2 separate regions of the Homo sapiens genome follow, and region 1 is linked to region 2. Evidence: read pairs that join two places in POLR2A ChIA-PET (ENCODE). Cell type or tissue: PC-3. All regions are shown on one strand. Links, peaks and the distances in the headings refer to the core of each region. The heading gives the core; the rest is flanking DNA.

Region 1 (16,796 bases), core at 7,095-12,094, 240 kb after region 2:
GCACGTTTTTTAACCTATAGTCAAATACAGATAACATAAAATTGACCATTTTAAACCATTTTAAAGTGTGTATTTCTGTGGCATTAAGCACACTGATACTGCTGTGCAACTGTCACCGCCATCCATATCCAAAGATTTTTCATTTTCCTGAAAAGAAACTCTACACCTATGAAAGGCTAACACCCTCCTCTGCCCCTTCCAGCCCTTGGCAGCCACGATTCTACTTTCTGTGTTTGAATCTGACTACTCCAGGTACCTCATATAAGTAGGATCACACAGCATTTGGCCTTTTGTATCTGGCTTATTTCACCCAGCATGATTCAAGCACAATGTATTTTTATGCTTCCAAATTTAAATAATGTGGAAGATACAAATTACCCTATGAATATTTTTTCCTCGAGTCCTCTTTTCCAGCTCTTCGAGAGAGAGAGAGACAGAGAGAGAGAGAGAGAGAGACAGAGAGAGAGAGACAGAGCTCTGAAGATCAACGGTTCTTATCGAGCCACTGCTGGACTAAGAAGGCAGAGCTGGCGAGTGCCAAGATCGGATGGACAGAGCAGATGAGAAAAGGTCTAGGGCAGAAGAACTCATAAGACCTGGTGAATGCTGGCAACTTTGCTGGAGTCCTGATGTCCTTTTTCATTAAGTGTAGTTAAAAATACACAACCACAGCTTCAGTGCTGTCAGACTGAATATGATGCAGAATCTCTGTGAATGACTTGTTTTTGGCCACTTAGTGTTAAATATCATTTATGGTGATACTGAAAATTTGTTCAAGAATGAGATATTTATAGGAATTCTAATTTCACATGCACACAATAGTGTGTCTTATCTTCTAGAGGGATGCAAGATAATGACACCTGAAGAAATACTAGCAACTAAATAAAACAACTTGGAGATAAAAGGTCTAAAAGCAAATAACGAACTGCATGGAAAAACAGAATGACTTTAAGAAGCATTGGAATCCAGGTGCTTTTCCAATGAATATTTTAAATAAAATTCAGCCCCATGGCTCTAAAGAAGGTCCCAGTGAACTCTGACATTCTTTCCACTCTTTCCCCCATACTTCATACAGAAAGTCAAGCTGCTAGTTTCATCCCATACTGTTGATGAGTTGATAGTAAGTAAAGGCCTTCCAAATATTACATCCTCAGTTTTTTAATGAATAATCACGGTCTTATAAATGTGGCCCAATGTTCCAGAGTTTTGCTTTCCTGGAGGCACTTTCATGAAAACCAACTTCATGAGAGATTTTCATTCCATATTCATGACGGTGGAATGCGAATTTAGGCTAAGTTTTTAGATATAGGTCTTAGTTTTAGTGCTCAAGATTAAGAAGGTAGCAGGGCTCCTGGTATTTAAGCACAGTTCTAGCTTCCCTTATGAAGGTGGCACCCAAAACTCATTTAATCAAATCATGCATTTCTACAAATTGTTTACTAGTTTAATAAAAACAGGCAATTTTTAATTTAATTTTTATTTTTTTATGTTTAATTATTATACTTTAAGTTTTAGGGTACATGTGCACAATGTGCATGTTTGTTACATATGTATACATGTGCCCTGTTGGTGTGCTGCACCCATTAACTCATCATTTAGCATTAGGTATATCTCCTAATGCTATCCCTCCTCCCTCCCCCCACCCCACAACAGTCCCCGGTGTGTGATGTTCCCCTTCCTGTGTCCATGAAAACAGGCAATTTTTTTTAGTCCAGAGACTGAAATAGCATATCCTCAGTTTCGTGGGTCTATCTTTGAGTATCTTCCATTCATCTTCCATGCCCACCTTTTTTTTTTTTTTTTTTTGAGACAGAGCCTCACTCCCATCACCCAGGCTGGAGTGCAGTGGTGAGATCATAGCCAACAACTGCAGCCTAGATTTCCCAGACTCTGGTGATTCTCCCACATCAGCATCCCAAGTAGCTGGGACTACATACCAAGTAGCTGGCATCACCATACCTAGCTTATTCTATTCTATTTATTTATTTTTATTAGAGAGGGGGTTTCACCATGTGGCCCAGGCTGCTCTCCTGGGCTCAAGTGATCCTCTCACTTTGGCCTCCCAAAGTGCTGGAATTACAGGTGTAAGCCACTGTACCCAGCCCTGTATTTCCTTAAACGTTACTTTAGCAAAAGTTATCTAGCTGCTTCCTTTATAAAATATACTTGTACTTATATTTGAAATGAAAGATATATTCTTCAGGGAATTAATTTTGGGAAGTTACACAAAAATTTATTCCAGTGATGCTGCCAAATTTCTCTTTAAGCTTCACAGTTTTATTGCATTATTTAAATATTTGGAATTATGACAAATACCCTTTTTATTAACTGAATTTTAATTTTGACACCAAGTCTTGTGCACAATGAATCAGAGTGATAGGTTTTGGATTACAGTGAAGTGTAAGTGCATATTTATTTTTAGGGGCATCCTGCAAACTGGCTCTGAAAGCAATTTCCAAGAAAAGGATCACAAATATATTTGAGCCATGACAGCCCCAATGAAGTAAGTGTAAAATCACCTATATGACTATTGTGCGACTCTATTGGATCCTAAGTTCCAACGTTCTTATTTTTTGATAGAAAGATTCTTCTACTTCATAGCCAAGCTTCATTTTCTTCATGACTAGAGAGCACTTCTGCTGAATGACATCCAGATCCCTGTTTATATTCTAAGCTTCTTTACTTTTGAATTATACTTAACAATGTCTGTCAATAGTAAAACAGACAACATAACTGAAATTTAAAAATCAGAAGAGAAATTAAGAAATTACAATAAGCCTCAGAATGTCTTCTTAAACAAACAAACAAAAAAGATGCCAGAGGAGAAGGGAGTACCTAGTTACGACAATGTCTGCTCATTTGGTATTTACTGTTTAGAATAAAATCCACTAAAAATTTTTAAGATTTACATTAATTTGCAAAATAATGGCACATAGTATCTTTCTTTAAAAAAAAAAGCCTGCATCTATAGAATTAGTTAACTATCAAATTGTATATAAAATGTATCTATATATTCTCCATGTTAGAAGACTCTAAAGATGACGTAACTCTTTTGTGATACACAAATATATACAGACCAATAGTCCTTTCAATATAATATGTAGGGAACTACAGTTTACGGTGAAACATTATAACAGAAAGGAAAACAACATCAATTCAGTGAGTGGGCCAAGGTTTGACTATTCCCTCCCAAACTCATGTTGAAATTTAACTGCCTTTGTAACAGTATTAATAGGTAGAACGCTTAGGGTATGCTAGGCCATGACCGCTGTGTCTTCATGAATGGATTAATGCCATTATTGTAAGGGTAGGTCTGTTAACGAGGAAGCGGGGTGTGGCCTCCTTTTACCTGCCTTCCGCCTTTCTCTTACCCTCTTTGCCCTTCCACCGTGGGATGACACAGCAAAAAGACCCTTGCCAGGTGTCGGTTCCTTGCTTTTGGACTTACCAGCTTCCAGAACCATAAGCCAAAATTTCTGTTCATTATAAATTACTCAGTCTGTGGTACTTTATTATTACAGCAATAAAATGAACTAAGACCATCTTAGACTGTTCCTTACAGTCTTAGTTCTAGTGAGTTGTCTCTATTTCTGTTGAGTGTAGAAGTGACTCCTGGATTCTACCTCATGTCTACCTATTTTGACAGAACTCGTAAAGAAAATATGTTTAATTTGACCTAAAATGATTGATTATCCAACCCCTCACCATGCTACAATTACTGATCCTCAGGGAGAAAGCCTCGACTGAGCCTACTTTTCCCTGAAGCTGTTATGCTTTTTCTTTCCCCACCTTGGTCAAAGTTTTGAGGGCTCCAATATAGTACTAATGACAATTTTGGATTCCTGACTTCAAGGCAGCAGAGCAAAGACCTATCAGTGACATTTTCCTCCAGAAAATTACTCCCAAACACCAGAATGAAAAAATGAAGCAAACTCTTATCTTTGTCGATGTAAGAAGATTTATGTCATGCCAAACTATAACGGTTGAAGTGAAAATGGATATGGAAATTCTAAATGATTTAGCATATGAAAATCAATCCAGAGTGCGAACCTACTACTTAGCTTCATCTCTTGAGGCTCAAGCTCAGCTTCCCCTCCTCCAACTTCATCCCCACATCTCCAGCACAGATCAGTGGATTTAAGACATAATTCAGTCTATGAGCGGGAAGCAGCTTTCCCCTGCAGAACCCAAGAAGGGCTCACAAATAGGTCAGCGGCTGTGGAGAGTTGTATAGCTTATTACATGGTATCAGATTTGCTTTACAATGGTGGCTCTCAAACATGAAAGAAATTATTCAAAATGGAAGTCTGTGCTCTACTCCAGACCTACTGAGTTTCTGGAATGGACATCTATACTTGAGATCCACTGTTTTAGAGGAAGACGAGCTGATTTAAAAGACCAACATTAAGGTATTACATACCTCTGATTCCCTACATCCTTGCCAAGACTGGATTTTTAGCATTTGTATGTACTTTCCTAATCCAATAAGTATATAAAAAGAATCTTTCAATTCCATAGTGAAAATGATCAAAGTAACTTTTGACTCTTAAATTCTCATGATATTGCAGGCACTCATAATGTTGATCATTATTGGACTTAGAAATATTATGCAGAGATGACTTCTATGGGTTGGTTCTATCTAATGTATTATTTGAAAAAAAAAAAAGTTTAGTGTTTTTTTTTTTTTTGAACAGACAAGGCCTTGCTATGTTGTCCGGGTTGGGGTGCAATGTTTTTTCACAGGCATGATCGCAGCTCACTGTAGCCTCAAACTGCTGGGCTCAAGCCATCCTCCCAAGAAGCTGGGACTACAGGCATGTACCACAAGAACATCCTATAATATATTCTTGGGCAAATCTCCTATTTTCCTGGCAAGGGCTATCACAAGACAGATAGGTGAATTTAGGATCTTCTGCTTTCTACATATCTGCCTTTAAAAATAGCTGGCAAGCCAAGGGAGTTTCTGTTAGGGATTTACTCAAATCCTATCAAAATCTCTACTGAATTATGTCTTAAACCCACTGATCTGCGCTGGAGATCTGGGGATGAAGTTGGAGGAGGGGAAGCTGAGCTTGAGCCTCAAGAGATGAAGCTAAGTAGTAGGTTCACAGTAACATCTGGAGATGGTCTGATAAAAAGATTTATATTGGCCTTTTCTCTCATTTTGTCTTTATTATTTTACAACAGTATGTCCTTTACGCTTCATGTTTTATAGTGTATGTAATATGAACAGAAAATTTCAGAATACAATCTTCCCATATGAAGATGTAGTCCCTTCAAACTAAGGTACACCTGTTGTTATATATGTCTACTTTTGGACTACACCATTTATCTTGTCTTCTTTCCTTAGGAAGTCTCTGTCTCCAAAAGTAAATAAAGTCTTCTTACATTGTCTCTCAGAACTCAAACTCCAGAATGCTTCTGCTTATTTAGATGTCTGTTTTAAGAATTATTGAATGCTTTCGGCAATTAATCTCTGCACTTTGTCACTGTCCCACTGTTTATTTAACCTTTCCCAGTTTTAGATGGATAGCATGTCCATACCAGCTGTCCACACTGTGCTACCGAGGGGGCTTGCTCGCCTTTCTTTAGCCTGTGCTGCATTCCACGTCTGTTTGTCATGACGTTTGCTAGAAGAATGCCAGCAGTGTCAGGGCACTCAGGTCTCCACCTCCAGCAAAATCAAGATCCAACTGTGTCTTGATCTCATAAAATAGCCAGCGTTACATAGAACATCTAATTTTGGGATTTGTGGTACACTTACAAAAAAAGTAGGAGCTGCTCCAATGCGTAAGTATCCGAGATATACTCCTATAGCTGTATAGGAAGCTTATGAAAGCTGTCAGGGATATATATGAGTGCATGCTGGGATGCTGAGAGAGTACTGAAGACATTGGGGCTACTGAGATCTTGGAGGTCACCAAAAACATTTGTTGGCCAAATGGATGAAAACAAACCCGGTAATTTATTACCTTCTTGCATTAATGATTCAACAATTTTATTATTCATCAGCTATCAATCTGTTGGCAAAAACTATAAGAGTCCCTTTTCTCCTACACAGGTTTGGAATGAGACACCTGGTATGTAAATTCTGTGGGAATGGGCAATGACTATGCCTGCATCAGGTAGATAAATTCTCATCAGCTGGGATGGTCCCATCTTTTCTGCATCCTCCTATAGGTTCTAGCTGCTTGCCAAATGCCAGACAGAATTTAAAAACAATGCTTACTACACCAATTTTTCCTTTTAATAAGGGGCATACGGTTAAAGTAGACATAAAAAGATGGGAAGCGTAGACTTTTAAAATGAAAGTGTTTTTGTTTTTAATTTGAAGGTTCTCTCCTTAGCTATGGCATTATTTTTATTAGGGAAAAATATGCTCAAAATAGTAAAGCAATAACCTTTACTCCCTACTGAGTCACACATCCTACTTCTCAAAGACACACACACACAAAAACAGCAACTGAAAATATTATTTCAAAGCAAGTTTTAGAATTTTATTATATATAAACTCAATTTTTTAAGTTTTAAACTTTTGCATATTTTAAAACAACAGCAGTAAAGATTTCAAAACTATAGAAATTGATACCTATTACTGTTTATATTTTGCATATGACCTCTGGATCTCTTCTTCCTCAACGGAATATAAATATATAAACACACACACACACACACACACACACACACACACTTTTTTTTTTTTTTGACAGTCTCACTTTGTCACCTAGGCAGGAGTGCAGTGGTGTGATCTCAGCTCACTGCAGCCTTGACCTCCTAGGCTCAAGCGATCCTCCCATCTCAGCCCTGCAAGTAGCTGGGACCACAGGCATGTGCCACCAGGCCTGGCTAATTTTTTGTGTGTGTAGAGACAGGGTTTCATCACGTTGCCCAGGCTGGTCTTGAATTCCTGAGCTCAAGCAATCCACCCACCTTGGCCTCCCAAAGTGCTAGGACTACAGGTGTAAGCCACCGCACCCAGCCAGGACCGAGTATTTTATCTCACTTAGAGCACCTCTATTTTACCTTACGTTAAAGCCATTTTTCCCATTTCTGAAGCTGGTTGACGGAATTAACTTCATCATGTCCACCCTCAATTCAGCTAATCTTTGACTCAGCTTTAGTGGTTCACTGGTGCCCACCTCGTAGAGTGAATTCAGTTTCCCAAAATACCATTCTGTCTGTGACCAGTTGGAGCTGACGATCAGAGCAAGAGGAATAAAGACAAGACGCTTTCTCTTGTTATTTACAGTCTGCTCCACAGGCCAAACTTTACCTCTGGCATACATAGCTATTCTCTAGGTCAGTATTTCTCAAAAGCACATTCCACAGAAGTACAGCAAGAGACAGTAACAAATAAGCATGACAAAAGATTTCCACGGTCAAATATGTTTGAGGAACACTGGTCATAACAGCACTGCTGCAGAACTTAGAAAAGCTTTTTATGGTGTAGGTTGCATATCTTTAATAGGGGGCTATATTTTAAAGCAGGAATCAGCAAGCTACTGCCACTCATGGTCAAAGCCAGCCCATGGCCCATGAGCAAAGAATGGCTTTTCCATTTTTAAATGGTTGAAAAAAAAGAAAATAATAATACTTTTGTAACCCCAAATAATATAGCATATAACATATAATAATTACATTTTGTGAAAATTATATGAAATTCAAAGTTTAGTGTCCACAAATAAAATTTTAGTGAACAAAACCTTGCTCATTTGCTTATATATTTTCTATGGCTACGCTGGTGCTACAAGAGATTTGAGTAGTGTGACAGAGACCAAATGGCCCACAGAGCCCAGTAAGTTTACAATCTGGCCCCTGAAAAAGTTCCAACCCTACCTATAAAGTATTTTCCAAACTTAACTGATCATGGAACCCCACCTTCTCTCTTTTCTGGGTGGAACATCACTTACCACCTTGAGGGATACTAGTACAAGAGAAAACAGTTTGGGAAGTGGTGATTTAAAGATAAATCAGTGGGCGGACTGCTGTAATCCCAGGATTTTGGGAGGCTGAGGTGGGCGGATCACCTGAGGTCAGTAGTTCCAGACCAGCATGGCCAACTTGGTGACACCCCGTCTCTACAAAAACACAAAAACTAGCCGGGCGCACTCCTGTAGTCTCAGCTACTTGGGAGGCTGAGGCAGGAAAATCAACTGAACCTAGAACGCGGAGGTTGCAGTGAGCCGACACTGCGCTTCGGCACTCCAGCCTGGATGACAGAGCAAGGCTCTGTTGCGCCCTGACCCAAGAAAAGGATAAATAAATGATTCTTCAAGAGTATGAATGAACTGGGTAAACACTCACTATAATTAGCATTGCCAGCATGATTACTATAGAGCCAGATATTCTACTAGGCACCTTCAACTAAGTTTTTTTTTTTTAAGATGGAGTTTCACTCTTGTCGCCCAGGCTGGAATGCAACGGGGCAATCTCGGCTCACTGAAACCCCTGCCTCCCAGGTTCAAATGATTCTCCTGCCTCAGCCTCCTGAGTAGCTGGTGTTACAGGTGCCTGCCACCATGCCCAGCTGGTTTTTCTAATTTTAGTAGACAGGGGTTTCACCGTGTCGGCTAGGCTGGTCTCGAACTCCTGACCTCAAGTGATTGGCCCACCTCGGCCTCCCAAAGTGCTGGGATTGCAGGCATGAGCCACCACACCTGGCCTTAACTAAGTAATTTAATCTTTACATCAACCTTATGAATCTGGGGAGATACCTGGTAGGCAGTTGTACTGACAGTCCTGCAATCAGGACCCGATTAAAGACTACGTGGGAATGATCAGCACTGAAAGTAATTAAAATCACAGGAGTACATGAGACCACCAAGATAAGACACGAGACCACCAAGATAAGAGGCGGGGCACACAGCACTGGTGGAAGAAGTCTATGAAGAACTGAGGGGGAATGGTCTTAGAGGAAAAAGAAAACAAAAAGAAGGTGGTCCCCTGGAAGCCAAAGATAAAGAAAGTTTCCAGAAATAAGAAGAGATAAAACATGTTAAAGATTCACAGGCAGGTCAAGATAAAGAATACAAAATTTCCATCGGATTTAGTTTTTCGAAAGTTACTACTTTGGAGGGTAGTTTCAGGGCTGGAGGCAGAAGCTATATTGCAATGGGCTGAGCAGTAAACAGCAGTAAACAAGTGGAAAGAGATCATAAATCAGTCTTTCAAGATCACACAAAACAAAACCAGAATCACAAACTCTTAGCATAACAAGAGACCTCACAGAACAGATCCATTCATGAAAATCACGGCTTGCTTGTGTTCCACACCACATGGCTGCCAAGTGGCCCCCCAGCCTATGTTTAAACACATTGAATGAGCTGGTGCCTATACCAGCTTTGACAACCTCTTAGGAAATTACTTATAGAACTGATCCCAAAAGCTCTCTGTTTTTAAGTTTTATTTATATTTTTTATTATCCTGCATAATTATTAAGACTGAAAGAGCTGTCTCTTTGTAACCCTAGTTCTATTCCTTTAAGCTCCATAAAAGAAATTCATTCTTTCAAATAACTGTCCTTAAAATATTTGAAAATGTTCTCCTGTCTCTTTAGCGTTAAAGCATTATTTGTAGGCCGGGCGCGGTGGCTCACGCCTGTAATCCCAGTACTTTGGGAGGCCGAGGCAGGCGGATCACGAGGTCAGGAGATCGAGACCATCCTGGCTAACACGGTGAAACCCCATCTCTACTACAAATACAAAAAATTAGCTGGGTGTGGTGGCGGGCGCCTGTAGTCCCAGCTACTCGGGAGGCTGAGGCAGGAGAATGGTGTGAACCCGGGAGGCGGAGCTTGCAGTGAGCAGAGATCACACCACTGCACTCCAGCCTGAGTGATAAAGCGAGACTCCATCTCAGAAAAAAAAAAAAAAAAAAGAAAAGAAAAGAAGACTTGATTGCTTCTCGTACCCAATAATTTTATCAAGGTGAGAGCTAAAAGATCTGACTGAATATACATGCCTAAATCACACTCATCTATATTTTTAAAAGCAAAAAGCCATCTCAAACTTAAAGTAGTCCTATTCTAGAGTAAATACACATTCCCTTACATAGGATATAATGAATATGTATTTGTATGTACTTTGAAAGAAACAAAAAGAGAAAAAGCAATAGAAAGAATAAAGTAAAACAAGTGCTACAGTCTCCGATAACAATCTCTCATTAAACACATGATTTTCATTCTCTCAAATGTCTGCGACCACTATGTGCATGGACAAGTGTAGTAGAGAAAACTGCATTAAGAGCTCAGACCGAAGGTCAATGAGGACAAGAAATTATTTGTGTGTGTGGGGGGTTTACTGACAGATCTCAATGTGATGTTTTCTGAATTAAGAAGATAAATTCTAAGAACATTCTAGCTATTATAATATAAAAATTCACCCTTCTATGAGAAAGGTAAGTATATATAAATACATAAACTATACATGATGACATTCAAACCATTTGCAGTTTGGCTCCAACCTAAATTTTCCAGCCTGATGGTCCAGTGATTTGGAAATTTCTCATATTCCCCCAATACATGCTGCCTTTCCCAGTGTCTTTTTACTCCTTTTCAATTAAAACGGCAGTCTCTTAAATCCCTTTTGCCCTTGCTGGTTCAGCTCAGTTCAGCACACATTTATTAAATGCCTTCTATGTGACACGGCTCACAAGGAACACTGAGAAAACTAGGATGGGTACTCAATCTTGAAATGCTATCCTGAGAAAGCTCCCTAAGCAACAGGAACAGGGTGATATGATGAAGGCTTGTGGTAGGAGGAGCCTGGTGAGCTCTAAGAGTCCTTGAGGCAATAAGAAGGTTAAGGCCTGGTGACTCTTGAAACTCTGGGGAGAATTGGGTATTTCAGAATGCTGTGCTGGGTTAAAGCTGGAGGCCTAATGGATCCTTGGGCCCTTCAAAGCAGTATATACTCAGCAGTGATTTACTTACCAACCGTTTAACCATTATTATAAATAATGTACCATTAATTTATAAATAATATGTGTTTAAATATTCAAATATTAAGAGAATGAGAAAATAAGACACAGAATGGGAGAAAATACTTGCAAAAGATACATTTGATAAAGGACTGTTATCCAAAATAATACAAAAGATACTTAAAATTCAACACTAAGAAAATAAATGATCTGATTAAAAAATGGGCCTTATGATACACTGCATGTATTAAAACATCACTATGTACCCCATAAATATGTACAATTATGTTGTATCAATTAAAAATTGAAAATATTATAAAAAACAAAAATAAAACAAGATAAAAGGAAGAAAATGCACCAGAGACCTTAACAGACACCTCACCAAGGAATATATACAGATGGCACATAAGCATACAAAAAGATGCTCCACATCATACGTAATCAGGAAATGCATATGAGAACAATGAGATACCACTACACACTTACCACAATGGACAAAATCCAGAACACACACTACCAGATGATGGCAAGAATGCTGAGCAACAGGAATTCTCATTCACCGCTGGTGGGAACGCAAAATGGTACAGCACTTTGGAAGACAGTTTGGCAGTTCTGTACACAACTAAACATACTCTTAAGATCTGGCCATCGCACTCCTTAGTATTTACTCAAAACATAGAAATTATTTGAAAAACATGGGCAACACTTTATAGAAATAAATCGAAGAGAAAATATCAGTGACAATAGGACTAGACTATATTTCAGAGCTATTCTTTAGATTTGTAAGCAGTAAATCAAAGACTGGATAAACACAGCACACAAAAAGTCCAAGGATATCACTATGGTGTGGATATGGTTTGTCTGTCCCCACGAAAACTCATGTTGAAATTTGATTCCCAGTATGATGGTGTTGGGAGGTGGGGCCTGATGGGAGGTGTTCAGGTCACAGGGGCATGAATCCTTCAGGAATGGCTTGGTGCTGATCTTGTGGTAGTGAGTGAGTTCCCACTCTGACAAGACTGCATTAGGTATTGCAGGGAACAGATTAGTTCCCAGGAGAGTGGGTTGTGATAAAGCCAGGATGGACCCTCAGGTTCTCCTGTTTGCATGTGTCCCCTTCCCCTTTGACCTTCTCTGCTGTTTTGTGACGCAGCATGAAAGCCCTTGCCAGAAGCCAGGGCCATGCCCTTGAACTTCTTAGCCCACAGAACCATGAGCTAAATAAACCTTGTTACATTATAAATTATCCAGGCGCAGATATTCTTTTATAACAACACACAACAGACTAAGACAGATACACTCTAAGGAGGATGAACTTAATTAGCTCTAGAACTGTAAGTCCCTATAAAACAGGAAGAAATCTTGTACACGACATGAGCTCCTGCTGGCTCTGTCCTACCTGACTTCACGGATTTATGGCAGTTTCCCAGTTAAAGGCCCATCCCATAGACCATGTGTGGCTTACATATTTGCCATTCCTACTGTGGTATGGCATAAATAAATCATGAGGCTTGGGTCAGTACAGCCAGCCTGTAAAGTGATTCATGGAGCCAGAAGTACCATCCCCTAGGACTGTGTACTTTATTACAGTAAACCTCAGAACAAGATACAATTTCCTGACTTAAGAAGCAGGCTTTAAATCAGGACACCTGGACAGCCTTGGAACAACTTAAAAAATACAATAGGTCTCAACCCACCACTGTGTCTCAGTGCTGGCCTCCGCCTGCCCCAGGCCTGTTCTTTTAACACTAGATACTAAATTCAGAATGAGTCCCTTCTGAGTCAATTACTGTGGTGAGAACAACAGAATAAACTGAACGCATCCCATCCTCTTATCTCCATTGTTTTCTGTTTTTCCCTGACTTCACTTACCCACTGAGGAAAATAACATCCCCCATGATGAATTTTTCCCTCATCCTTTAAAACTCATAAACCAGGAGGAGCCCCTTTTGGTGCCAAAAGAAGAAAGCACAACACTGTGAACCTGGTTTCCCTCCTCAATAAGGAACAGTAGAGTGGACCTGGAGACAAAGTTGTCAGAGCATTCTCTGCTTAGAGACCTAGGCTGCAGTCAGTGCTATTTTATGTAAATTACATGTACTTTAAACCAACACTGGCAAGAGTGCCATACTCTTGTTTAGGAAAGCTGGAAGTCTAACCAGTTGTAAAGGTTATGTGTTTGATGAACTCCTAAAAGTTTTTTAAGGTCTAAGTATAATCAAGCTATCCTTTTATGTTCTCAACTCTTTGAATAAAATGCTGGAAGCACCTAAAACGGCCAACACATTCCAAGGTATCAAAAATAACTTTTTTTTTTTTTTTTTTTTAGACGGTCTCACTCTGTCGTCCAGGTTGGAGTGCAGTGGCATGATCTCGGCTCACTGCAACCTCTGCCTCCCGGGTTCAAGCGATTCACCTGCCTCAGCCTCCCGAGTAGCTGGGACTACAGACGTATGGCACTATGCCTGGCTAATTTTTGTATTTTTTAGTAGAGAGGGTTTCACCATATTGGACAGGCTGGTGGTCTTGGACTCCTGATCTCATGATCTGCCCGCCTCGGCCTCCCAAAGTGCTGGGATTACAGGCGTGAGCCACTGTGCCCGGCCAAAAAGAACTCTTTTTAAGCCAAGATCTCGAACACTTTTTAGCTAGGACAAAAAGCTATTAATCCTAATCAATCTCACTTTACGGATTTACTGAAGCCTTGAAGCCAAAGGTCAGTCACATACTAACACTGTTTTATGCTTCTTCTTGTAGAAACCCTGGAGAAAAACAAGTGTTGGGACTCTGTTATAAACACGGAACTGACTCCAGTGTCGTCGTTTTCTTGGGGACAACTTAGGAAAATTTCTTTTCAATAGACGTCTACTTGTTGAATATGTTTTGAGGACATGTAGCCAACAACAGACACAAAAAAGACACAGTGCATTACTACATTCCTTTACAATAAGAACACGGGACAGGAGAAAATATGAAGTCTAGCTCAGCCTCTTCACACCTCCCCAAGTCATCAAAATGATTGGACTGTATAAGCACATGAGGTGTGCAGAAATACGAGCATGGCAATGGGAAGAAAAAGTATATTGCAAAAATCAAATCAGAAATATTTCAAGGCTTGAAGCTTTCCAGTGAATCATAAAACAGAGGAAGGAAATGAATATAGGAATGCTCAGCACTTACCAAAAAACCTACATTCCGGTGACCCGTGTATTTTAAGAGACACAGGTCTTTGTAAGTCCTGAGTAGGAAATCTTGTTGCATTATATTGTGAGACATTATACTTTTTTTTTTTTTTAGATGGAGTCTTCACTCTGTTGCCTGGGCTGGAGTGCAGTGGCACAATCTCGGCTCGCTGCAAGCTCTGCCTCCGAGGTTCAAGCAAATCTCCTGCCTCAGCCTCCCGAGTAATTGGGACTATGGGCGCCTGCCACCACGCCCAGCTAATTTTTGTATTTTTGGTAGAGACGGGGTTTCACCATGTTGGTTTTGGCCAGGATGGTCTCGAACTCCTGACCTCAAGTGATCTGCCCGCCTCGGCCTCCCAAAGTGCTGAGATGACAGGCGTGAGCCACTGCGCCTGGCTGGACATTATACATTTTTTCCCCTTAAGCTGATTCTTCATCATTGGCCATACAGGCAGTGTATGGTTCACTAAGTTTCCTAAAAAGAATTCAGTAACAAAAGTTCTTTAATGAATAAATATAAACACTTTTGGAAACAAGAGTAGCAGACATACTCTTTCTTAAAGACGTCTGGTTCACTTCTTATACCCGTATTTTGCTAGGAAAGAAATCGAAACCAGGAAGAGGCACTGGTAGATCATTTACACTGGTCACATAGTGGTTCCTTATTAGCAAATGCTACCAACCTTTGTAGCATGCCAGACAATGTAAATAAACACTGCAGACAACACATTGTAAAATGTACCACACTCTAGAGAATCAACTAAGTGGAGAGACATACAAGAAACCTGTGTTCATTTTCAATTATAATTTTTTTTTTCTTGAGACCGAGTCTAACTCTGTTGACCAGATTGGAGTGCAGTGGCGCCATCTCTGCTCACTGCAACCTCTGCCTCCCGGCTTCAAGCAATTCTCATGCTTCAGCCTCCTGAGTAGCTGGGACTATAGGCATGCGCCACCACCCCTGGCTAATTTTTGTATTTTTAGTAGAGACGGGGTTGCACCATGTTGGCCAGGCTGGTCTTAAACTCCTGACCTCAGGTGATCTGCCCGTCTCGGTCTCCCAAGTGCTGGGATTACAGGCTTGAGCAACTGTGCCCAGCCTTGTGTTCATTTTTGTAAGCCTTGAATTCTTAACCTGGGAGCAAAAAGGACAATTTATGTGGCTAGCATGAAAAGTGGTATCAATCACAAAATTTATACTGTATTTTCTTGGAAATACATCTTAAGAACCTTCAAAATAGACAATCCTGAGTTCTACAGATTTTCTCTATATAGAAATTACTACATCTTGAAAATTGCTGAGTATAGATTTTAAGTGTTATCACCATGAAAAATGACAAGCATGTGAGATAATGATATGTTAATTAGCTTGATTTAACAATTCCACAAAATATACATATTTCAAAACATCATGTTGTACATGATGGACATACACAATTTTTATTTGTCAGTTTAAAAAAACTAATTGTTTTAAAAATAAATTGCTGTACCATATTATCTCTACTTCCCTTTTCAGTTGATCTTAGCCAAATGGCCAAGAAGCGATCAACTTCCCTTTTCAAAGTAGTTAATTTTGATTAGGATGCATTTTACACTGACTAATAAGCATACCGTGAAACAGTAAAATACCTAAAATGTACGCTAGTATTTCAATGATGCATTTCAACGAAGGTCCATGTGAAAATTGCCAGGAGTGACTCTCGACAAAGATAAATAATCGTGTTTGTCTCAATTTTATTACCTTGTCACAATTCTAAATACCTTCTCTGGACTACAACATACCATCCTCAAAGGATCAAAACAAACAAAACCCAAAAAACCTGAAAACCATCATCTCTCTCTTTTTTTTTTTTTGAGACGGAGTCTCGCTCTGTCGCCCAGGCCGGACTGCGGACTGCAGTGGCGCAATCTCGGCTCACTGCAAGCTCCGCTTCCCGGGTTCACACCATTCTCCTGCCTCAGCCTCCCCAGTAGCTGGGACTACAGGCGCCCGCCACCGCGCCCGGCTAATTTTTTGTATTTTTAGTAGAGACGGGGTTTCACCTTGTTAGCCAGGATGGTCTCGATCTCCTGACCTCATGATCCACCCGCCTCGGCCTCCCAAAGTGCTGGGATTACAGGCGTGAGCCACCGCGCCCGGCCGAAAACCATCATCTCTTAAATAAACAAATGTCACAACACGCTGTTTCCTATACACTGGAATACCTGACTGATAGAGTCTATTTTTTCTATTAGGGTCAATCAGTTGTTCTCCTAGAAATGAAAGGTTTGTCAGTATTTTTGTGTTGGGCTGCAGGTAATAAAATCAACAAAAATTTTGGTGAAAAATAGTGTTGCTCTTTACCCTATTCTAAGCCCAGAAGCAATTCAGAAGTGAGGTGATAAAACTGTGAGAATTCCCAGTAATATCCCCAAATGTGGAGAAAAACAGATGGAAAAGGGTGGACTGGTGGTTTAAGAGATGAGTCAGGACAAAACATTTAACTATGGCAACCTCATAAAGGCAAGAAAAATTACTAGGATATGCTGTTTTCTAGCAATCTCTAAAGAATTTCACAGACGATCTGAACCTTCTCATGCTTACCAGGATGAATACAGGATATTTATCAAAATTTCAGGAAAAACAAACAAACAAACAAACAACAAAAACTTGAGTCCAGGCCTTCCACAAAGACAGTGGAGATCCAGCTGAGA
Region 2 (5,000 bases), core at 1-5,000:
CGTTGGATTTTTGTTGTTATTTCTTTAGAACCCTCCACAGCAACATGCAAGACCATGGAGTTAAAGAAACCCAGAGACCTTTATCAATTAATTGTACTGTTTGTGAATTTGTATAAATAATAACAAAGATCCTCTTAAAACGTTTATATTCTTACAGTAAAAGGTTAAACTGATATTTATATAATAAAAGAGGAAATATGAAGTATGTTTTTGAAAAAAAAAAAAAAAACAACAGCCTTGTATCTGCGAATTATTTTTAAGGCATTGTGTGCTTGGGTACATGCCAAGGTAGGAGGTGTTGTTTGTATACTCTAAGAGGACGCAAGGTGGAGTTTGGTGCATCCTATGTGGGGGTGAGTCAACTCATGGGTAGAATTTTATTCTGTATAAGGTTTACTACTGACATGTTTTGTTTCTAGAAATGTGATTAGACTGGAGATTTATATAATGTTTGGCTTTAAACTTTCAACAACGTGGAAATTTAAAGAAATTGAACAAAATGAAACTTTTTAAAAAACCAGATTTGTATGTAAGTCACAGTTTCCCCGAGTGGCCAGTTTTTCTTTGGGTGAAAATGAGATCTAGAGGTGATGTTGAAAAGTGGTTCACGACGTGGGCAAGAAAGATGGATTTTTTTTACCCTGAGAGTGGGTGTGGGGAGGATGTGAAGGTGGAAGGACTGAAGCCATTGTTGAGAAAAGTTAAAAGAGCGCTGTCCTTGCGTGCTTGCCGGCTCAGTCATGCATACTGAATCTCCCAGTGTGAGCGAGGGTCCGGGTGGAGAGGAGGAGGGCAGCTCAAGCCCTCTTTTTCACATTCCCCTCCAGGCCCGGCTGTAAGGAAGCACTTTCCTGGGGGATGGGGAGCTTGGCCAGGATTTTGCACATTTGCATTTTAGCACTTCCAATAGCCGAGGCTGGCCGCTGGATCCACTCTGTCAAGGGTTTTTAGACTGAAATCGGGGCAGATTAATGAAATACCAGAATTCCAGCAAGAGTTCCCTTTGGTAGACAGTAACAAAATAATCTGACACCCTGTGGTTTGGCTGTGGAGACCTATGGGTGTGAGTGCTCCAACAGGGGAGTGGTTCATATTCCTGGTTTCACATTGGTCTGGGTTGTTTCTGAGATTGTTAAAAAAAATACTGATCTCAGCAAGAGCTGATAAGAGTAGTATAAAACTTTCCTGGATCAACCCCTCTTTCCAGGAAGAGGGCTGGAACCCAGGTTTCTCTTGGGATAAGATTGTTTTGTAAAATGTCCAAGCTTTCTGCCTGAGCATATCACAAAAGCCGCATTGTTCCTTTTTGGAGAGTCATCACAATTGGGTCTAATTGAGCCTGACACTAGATCCATCTTCTGTTTCTTTGGGGAAGGTGTGGATCTCTTTCTTCCCACTTAGGTTACAGTGCTTAATGCCTGGAAAAAAAAAAAAGTGTGAAGCCTATTAAGAAGTAGGGACTCTGAATTAGGGTCAGCTTTCTAATCCAGCATTTGACACAACTCCTGAAGGTTACACGGCAGTGGGTTCTTAGTCTGTTTTTCTTCCAAGAGACTGCATGGCTGTACAGATTCAATTGATAAAAATTTGAGCACCCAAGTCTTAGGCTCTGTATTCACATTCTTCATTTTAATAGGCAAAATATTCCTACCACCTGTAACGTGAAGCACGTTCTTCTGTTTTGTCTCCTTTTTACGTTAAATGTTAAATATACGCTTGACTAAAGGTCGGCAAATTGATGTTTGAAAGTTACGACCATGGGTCTAGCTATATCCTTATCCTGAATGAGGCATACTTAGTATATAGCCGGAGCTTCTCTGGGAAAGATGATAAACCACCTAGAGTGGTTAGTGAAGGTCAACTGCTCATCTCTCAACCTTTTTGGATGGAAAGCAATTAACGTGTTGAGAACCTATGTGTGTTTTACAAGGTACTTGTAAGTTTTAATCTTCAAAGCAACCTGCTGAAACAGGTATTATCCCTGTTTTCCAGATAAGTCATAATTCCTGCCGTAAGTTACCCAACCAGTAAGTGAGGGAGCCAGGATTCAAACCTAGGCTCCATTTCTCCATTTCCCTCCCTCCCTCCCTCCCTTCCTTCCTGTCTTCCTGCCTTCCTGTCTTTTTTTTTTTTTTTTTTTGAGACAAGGTCTTGATCTTTTTTTTTTTTTTTTTTTTTTGAGACAAGGTCTTGATCTGTTGCCTAGGCAGGAGTGCAGTGGTACAATCACAACCCACTGCAGCCTTGACTTCCCAGGTTCAAGTGATCCTCCCACCTAGCCTCCTGAGTAGCTGAGACTACAGGCGCACACCACCATGGCTGGCTATTTTTTTTTTTTTTTGTATTTTTTTTGTAGAAACAGGGTTTCACCATGTTGCCCAGGCTGGTCTCAAACTCCTGGGCTCAAGCGATCTGCCCACCTCGGCCTCCCAAAGTCCTGGGATTACAGGCGTGAGCCACTCTGCGTGGCCCAGGCTCCATTTCTAAAGTCCAGCTCCCTTCTGCTTGATGAGAAGATTTAGTTACTCGTCATACCTTGGTTTCCAGTAAGGTGACCCTCATAGAAGTGAACGGTAGCTGTTTGAACACCGTATGAACAAGCTTATGCCATAGGGCAGTACTTCAAAGGGAATAGGGGTGACTCTTGGTGGTATGAAAAGTTGATCCCCGCCATACCTACAGGAATGGGAGAAATGCATTGAAGAATAGAAGAGCTAAAGGACATGAATTGATAGTACACTTTGCGTGGTGGTACAAAAGTTAAAAGGCACTCCAGGGCAGTTCTTAGAATAACAGAAAAAAACTTGGTTCAGGTATTTGCTGAAACTTGAGAACTGAAAAAACATAATGTAAACTTCGTGTAAACCTTATCATCTAGAAGTAATAAACCTCAACAGAAACTGGGTAGTAGTCAAGGAACAGCTTCATTTCCCTTCTTTTTCTAAGTGTCATTGTGTGTAGCCCTTCAATGTTCTTACTGGAAAGATTATCTATAAATCACCTGTGGGGCTCAGCCAATTTCTGCAGCTCCCAAGCTAGGCCCCTAACTTGTCCAACTTAACATTTACTAAAACTAAAAGCCAGTACCAGTATATCCTAAAAATAAACTCGAACCGATCATGTTCTTTCATGAGTCAGATGAACAACAAAGATGTAAAAAAGCAAACGTTCCTTTTTCTTTTGAAAGGTATGAACTTTCTCTTACATAAGGACATATGATATGTAAATTAAAGCATGGCCTAGCTCCCAAATCCTGCTGCTTTCCTGAAGTGGTTACTAGATAGGTGCTGGTCTTAGAATACAAACAAAACCTTTCACTTTTGACTTAGAGAATTCGAATTCAAGTTTTCAAAGGGAAAGGGTAGTGGCCCCCAGGGACCACTGTGTTTCTAAAGAATAAGAACCTCTTGATTAAAAGATCAGATTTGTAAAACAAAACCAAGACCTCATGCAGCTTCTGACAACTGTCTCTTCCCAGTTCTATGAAAGGGAAAGCCCTGGCCTCTGATCTCTGCTGTGTTCTGCGGTAGAAAGGGAGGGACTATAGTAAGTCATCTAGTGGTCCCCTCTCTCTGTTCTCTTTCTCTTCCCTGCATCAAACATCACCCCTTTTAAAAGTTAATTCCATCCCTTTAGTAGAGGGCAAGACCTAAATTTTGTGCCATTATGAACCCCTGAGGAGTCAGAGGGGTGAGGCTTTTTGATGAAATAATGTGGATCATGAGTAAAGCACAGCATTAGAAATTAGAAAGCTGCATTCAAACCTAAGCTCAGACTTGGGTCACATACTTACCTCATTTCTGTCAATGCACTTGGTTAACTATCAGGCAGCAAGTTAAATTTTTTAAAAAGTTGTAAAACAGATGGGACATGCATATTTAGATCAGTGCCAAATATTAATAATTTACTTAATGAAGTATCAAAGGTAAGTGCACAGTTGGAACAAGAGCATATATCTCAGCTCTTGTATGGAATTTCTAGACAATTGGTAAATTTAAATGTCCACAAATGATCAGTTTCAGTTTTTTCCTCTTTTCCAGGGATTGCTCTGATTTTGCCTGCTGGAGTTGCCTTTACCAACCCAGAATATTTGGTCGTATGTAAAGCCAAGCCCTCCAGTTGAGGTGCAAAAGAAAGTAAGCTTGAGATCTTAACTGAGCAGCACCAGAGTGGGGTATGTTAAACCCCCACTCCCAATAAAACAATCGAAGTGGAATTCCTCTGCCTGCTATTTATTAACCCAGAAAAGTGCACATATTTTCTTTAAAAAGAAGACTTAAGTTTCTATTATTTCATTACTCTTCTACTTCAATTTTTTTTTTTTTTTTTTTTTGAGACGGAGACGGAGTTTCACTCTTGTTGTCCAGGCTGCAGTGCAATGGCACGATCTTGGCTCCCTGCAACCTCCGCCTCCCAGGTTCAAGTGATTCTCCTGCCCCAGTCTCCTGAGTAGCTGGGATTACAGGCGTGTGCCACCACGCCCGGCTAATTTTGTATCTTTGGTAGAGACGGGGTTTCTCCATGTTGGTCAGGCTGGTCTCAAACTCCCGACCTCAAGTGATCCGCCCGCCTCGGCCTCCCAAAGTGCTGGGATTACAGGCATGAGCCACCGCGCCCGGCCACTTTAGTTGTTTAAGGAACAAATGCTTTATATCCTTATAAAAAACTTACAAGGATACTTGCATTTGTGATAGTGGAAACAAATGAGTCTCAATTACAAAGAAGAGAACTGGGTCTGCAGCCGTGGCGCAGCAGAGAAACCCAAGTGAGACCAGGTCAGGAATGTGAGTGTGATCTGTGGAAGAACTCAGTCATAACACAATGTTCGGTTTCTCTGTCTCAACATTTTTGTTTTCCCAAATCTGGCAGATGTGGTACATTTAATTTTATAAATGGGAAAAGATGCTTAACAAAGTGGAAAAGATTTTGCCTAGGTAATTAGAGGAGAACCTAGTGTCAGAACCTGGGCTGCTCTAGACTTAATGACCAATGCAGAAGGT

What was found. ChIA-PET counts read pairs that join two places held together with the same protein. Peaks named below come from ENCODE experiments on the same cell type or tissue, not always from the same donor. Only the 100,000 strongest peaks of a DNase experiment are listed, where the experiment ranks them.
Region 1: POLR2A ChIA-PET joins it to region 2 with 11 read pairs; 4 of 35 experiments call an interaction of 5 or more read pairs at or near these places.

The regions. Positions count from the first base shown.
Region 1 is chr12:1,346,109-1,362,904 of GRCh38, reverse strand. All of the region lies in intron 15 of ERC1 (ELKS/RAB6-interacting/CAST family member 1), which reads right to left. Among named protein-coding and RNA genes, the nearest start is that of LINC00942, 150 kb to the left of the region's middle. In PC-3, for the core only: no CTCF peak of the experiment used is centred there; no DNase peak of the experiment used is centred there; H3K27ac peaks cover 192 bases.
Region 2 is chr12:1,586,577-1,591,576 of GRCh38, reverse strand. The region is part of intron 1 of FBXL14 (F-box and leucine rich repeat protein 14); the gene reads left to right. Among named protein-coding and RNA genes, the nearest start is that of FBXL14, 5.5 kb to the left of the region's middle. RefSeq lists an enhancer at 3,076-3,735. In PC-3, for the core only: a CTCF peak has its summit at 327; a DNase peak (open chromatin) is centred at 316; H3K4me3 peaks cover 2,133 bases; H3K27ac peaks cover 1,093 bases.